Regions from separate parts of the Homo sapiens genome. Here region 1 is linked to region 2. A link is a loop called in an ENCODE intact Hi-C map of the cell type or tissue named here. Cell type or tissue: dorsolateral prefrontal cortex. All regions are shown on one strand.

What was found. Hi-C counts contacts between places; a loop is a spot of excess contacts. Peaks named below come from ENCODE experiments on the same cell type or tissue, not always from the same donor. Only the 100,000 strongest peaks of a DNase experiment are listed, where the experiment ranks them.
Region 1: it touches region 2 in a loop (4-fold over the local background); 4 of 110 quality-filtered maps call a loop at or near these places.

The regions. Positions count from the first base shown.
Region 1 is chr4:165,261,234-165,263,733 of GRCh38, reverse strand. KLHL2 (kelch like family member 2) reads right to left here. Exons shown (of 15, transcript NM_007246.4): 5 at 375-537. Among named protein-coding and RNA genes, the nearest start is that of GK3, 17 kb to the left of the region's middle. In dorsolateral prefrontal cortex, a CTCF peak has its summit at 1,212; no DNase peak of the experiment used is centred here.
Region 2 is chr4:165,463,617-165,466,116 of GRCh38, reverse strand. It overlaps CPE (carboxypeptidase E), which reads right to left. Exons shown (of 9, transcript NM_001873.4): 2 at 1,531-1,727. Among named protein-coding and RNA genes, the nearest start is that of MIR578, 79 kb to the right of the region's middle. In dorsolateral prefrontal cortex, CTCF peaks have their summits at 930 and 1,140 (motif pointing right); a DNase peak (open chromatin) is centred at 1,150; H3K27ac peaks cover 1,219 bases.

The DNA of each region.
Region 1 (2,500 bases), 200 kb after region 2:
TGAAAGAAAAATACATACAGCTATTCTTCTTGAACCCTGGAGGCGGAGGTTGCAATGAGCCAAGATTGCACCACCACACCGCAGCCTGGGTGACAGGGCAAGACTCCGTCTCAAAAAAAAAAAAACAAAAAAACCTAGCTATTCCTAGCTATTCTATTATTCAGGCCCAATCCCAATGTATAGTTGCTTGCTTTTTAAGTTCAGAATTTTATGAGTATGCTTCAGTTATGCAGTGTGACCATTATAAGATTTTAAATGTATTTTTATAAAGCCCAGATCCAGAAATATGACATGACTTTCCAGAGACCACTGTGGAATCATATCAAAAACCAAGCAGTTTCCTCCCAAATTCAGCTGAGGTCTACTCCACTTGCCTGCATAGGTGTTGGCCTTGTTCAGAAGGTCGGTACATGCATGCATATCAGCAAAAGCCCGGATTCCTAAGCAGTTGACAGGGTGAAGCTGGGATTCCAAAAATTCACAACAAGTCTTCTTCACATCCTGTAACTGTAAGAGACCAGCTGCTGGGAGAAGTACCTGCAACACACACATCAATATTCTTAGGCACTTGGGTGGAAAAACACTGCCTCTTTGACCACTTCTACATAGGACACAAGATGTTCAGCCATAGTTTATTATCTGCGTCCATACCCCCATATTCCCTAGAAAACAAATATAAAAATTATTTTTAATAACAATGATGACTCTTCACATTCCCCATAATTTCCATGTAATCTTTCAAAGGCCTCTTCTCCTTGGTCAGAAGAATATGAGATATCAGATCTTATAAGATTAATGGTTTGTTTCATAAGCATAAACAAAATGTTATTTTGACTTCTAAAAACACAAATTCTTGGCAGGGCATGGTGACTCACACCTGTAATCCCGGCACTTTGGGAGGCCAAGACAGGAGGATCGCTTGAGTTCAGAAGTTTGAGACCAGGCTGGGCAACATAGCAAGACCTCATCTCTACAAAAAATATAAAAATTAGCCTGGTGTGGTGGCACGCAACTGTAGTGCCAGCTACTCAGGAGGCAGAGGTGGGAGGATCACTTGAGCCTGAGAGGTCGAGGCTGTAGTAATCTGTGATCACCCCACAGCACTCCATCCTGGGTGACAGAGTGAGACCCCATCTCAAAAACAAAACAAAACAACAACAACAAAAGCCCGTAAATTATTAGGATGCTAGGGGGTGCTATGATTCAATGAAAATGGTTTTGTTCTCTTAGTTCAAGCAGTCATGCACTTCAGTTATCTGTGGGGAAGGAGTGGCCCCAGAGTAATCCATATCACAACAAAGCCTCATTTTGCTGAAGGCCTGTTTTTCCACTGTATGAGTATCATAACAACTGCTTTCCTTACGGGGTAGAACAATTTAAAGTTCAACAACAGTCTCTACCTATAAGCAGACAGTTTCTCTAGAATGTAATATATGTGCTAACAAGGAAAATGTAATAGGTGATTATCTAATAACTTTTTAATTTGCATTTTTATTTGAGTAACTCCAAGCAATTTTATATTAATTATAGGTTATTCTGTGGGATTGAACCACTATCTTCACTATGAATACTATATCCAACACTACAAGTGCTTTTCAAATAAGTCAATAATAGAAAAACATTTTTCCTTGTAAGTGAATTATTACAGTGTTATATAAAGGACCATATTTGAAAGTCAAATTAAGGAGAAAAACTTCAAAAAAAGGTTATCGAATTCTGGTGATCCTTTATAAAAGCCAAAGAAACCCCACAAAAAAACCTTCAACTATTCGAACAATGGTAAATTTTAGAAAAGACTACATTAGCATTAAAAAAAGATCTAAGTTCCTTCAGAAATTGACTTTCATATATGCCACACTGCAGCCCAAAGACAGAAAAATAATAGTGGTTTATGACTATATGTTATGACTTTCCTAAATCTATGGAGTAAGTCCTAAACATAGAAAAGAAAGACATCATTCACATCTCTCTGTAACAAACTTCTTACCTTCTTAAAGGAAGCACAGAAGCTTTAACTCCTGAATCTAAAGGCTCAAGAAAAAATAGAAACAGTATCCAGACATAAGGCCTTTTCCTTCTGAGTTTAAGAAAAATAGGTCAGGCGTGGTGGCTCACGCCTGTAATCCCAGCACTTTAGGAGGCCGAGGCAGGTGGATCACTTGAGGTCAGGAGTTTGAGACCACCTGGCCAACATGGTGAAAGCCCAATCTACTCAAAATACAAAAATTAGCTGGGTGTAGTGGCACACACCTGTAGTCTCAGCTACTCAGGAGGCTGAGGAAGGAGCATCACTTGAACCCTGGAGGCAGAGGTTGCAATGAGCCGAGATCACACCACCGCACTCCAGCCTGGGTGACAGAGAGAGACTCCGTCTCAAAAAATAAAAATAAAAATAGAAAATAAAGTATAAATAACGTTACAGCCAAACTTTTTGCATGATATGTATAGTAGGTTTCATTATGTTATGAGAATGAATATCCACAGAAGGCTTTAATTTGTT
Region 2 (2,500 bases):
AGAATGTTCACAAAATGACAAAATCACCCAACATTGCATTTCTCAGAATGCTTCCCCATTATTAAGAGATGCATCACTGTACTTGTCATAAGTATTTTGAAAATATGTTCGATGAATAATATTTTAAATGTTAATAATATAAAGAGATATTTATCAAATTTCACAATATATATTCACTAGTTATAAATGACCTATTTCAAAGCATATCATTCTATAATTAGATTTAAGTAAAATATTCATTGCCTCTGTAAATCACAGCAACCTATTTTTTAAATATTTAGAAGAATAACTAAAGATTAGAAGCTTAAAATGAATTTAACATGCGTTATAGACTAATAACATGTCTCCCTCTTATAGTCTTCATGAAAAAATATGAACCTAGAACAAAAGTTCTAGGGCTTTATGATTTGAGGAATTTCTCTCCCGTTTAAACTCTTCATTTAACTAATGGTACAATCTGGAAAACTAATAAATTTTCGGTATATTTGTTTCATTTTATAATGTGAATTTTCTTGTTTTACTGTTAAATTATATCACATGATATAGATATATTTCCCACATATTTTAAGTCATGGAAGTTTAGATACCTTAGACTGTGAGGGATAAAAATCTATAAGACAGAAAACAGCAATGATAATCTGTTGCCCATGTGTCTAAAAATTCTGAATATTACCTTAAAATATTAAATAATTTAATTTTATATATTACTAGAATTTTTCTCTCATAACTTTAGAAATCGTATCAATTTTATATTTATTTACAGAAATTGGCTGGGTTTCTTACAATGTCAAACTATGTCATTGGATTTTTTAGCTGTAGATAAACATGCTAAATATTAACTTGAATGTGTTCCCATGTTCCCATAGACTAAGAAAATTATTTTAAACTGTAGAAAACAGCAAATATAATGTCCCCCGCCCCGTCCAATAAAATAGGAACACACACCATATATCTTCTCTTAAAAAGGCATTACTTTCCAGTTCATCTAACAGCGAAGATATATTAAATTATTTTTAGTTAAGAGGTAGGGTTTTCGCTTGTTTTTTAACTTTACTCAGCGTATGTAAAAACCAAGTAAACATCAGTAAAACATTATTCCGGCCAAAAGTATTTCTTCCTTAAATTCAGTAGAGGGCGCTGTGACACTGGCTCATCCACATACACCCATGGCGTTACTCTTCAACAAAAGGCAGTAGATATTTTTTATATTTGTAGATTTTTAAAACAAAACTTACCTAGTCACAAAAATGGATGAATAATTTATTGAAAAACATAAAACAGAACACTATTAGAACATTAACTTCTTAACACAATTTCTGATTTGCAGTCTTCACTGGAAAAACTCACCCATAATCCCTTTCATTCTAAACTATTTTCTTACTGGTGAGTTGAATAATGAATGCATCACTTATGCCCTCCACTGCACCATCTGTAAGCTTTGTGCGAGGGCATAATTTTTAGATAAACATGTATGTACAAACATACAGAAAATGAAGAAAGCACGCCTGATCTGAGCTGCCTGGCACTCACCTGAGACGCTGCCTTCTCAAAGCCATCTGGGTTCAGGGAAGGCATGATGTGAATGCGGGTACTGTGGATCAGGTTGACAATTGTCTCGTTCCCCTTCTGGTATTCGTTGCATAGGTACTGGGCCAAGAAAATGAGCAGTTCTCGTCCAACAGCCTCATTCCCATGCATATTCCCAATGTATTTAAATTCAGGCTCACCTAAAAGATTAATAGATAGCATGGAGATGTTTTCTATGACATACAGAGCCAAATATATTGTATACCTACAAATGTATTATGAATATCTGATGGGTTTTTTCCTCCAGCAGCGATGCCTTAAAAAAAAATCTACCGTAGACATTAAAATACCCCTTCTATCCTTCTATTCCTCGCCTCCCAGCTACCCACCTGTTATGGACTGAACTGTATTCACCCAAAATTAGTATGTTGAAGGTCTAACATCCAATGTGACTGTATTAAGGAGGTAATTAGGGTTAAATTAAGTTATAAGTGTGGAGCTCTGATCCAATAGGACTGTCATCTTTATAAAAAGAGGAAGAGACACCAGAGCCCTCTTTCTCTCCTCTGCACAGAGGAAAGACCATGTGAGAGCACAGTGAGAAGGCGGCAGCCAGGAGGAGAGGCCTCACCAGAAACCACCCCTGCTGCCACCTTGATCTTGAACTTCTAGCCTCCAGGCCTGTGAGAAAATTAATTTCTGTTGTTTAAGCCAGCCAGTCTGTGGATATTTTGCTATGGCAGTCTGACAAGACTAATATACCATCTCACCCACAATAACTAATAATAATAACACACTACGTGCCTCCTATTAAACACTGTGCTTTGCATGTTTTCTTATTTAATCCTGACCAAACATCTAAAAATAAGTATTATTATCCAACTTCATTTTGCAGATAAACAAACTGAAATTCAGACTGCTTAAGAAGACTGTCTCCATAGTTACATGGCCTGGGAAGCCAGGATTCAAATGC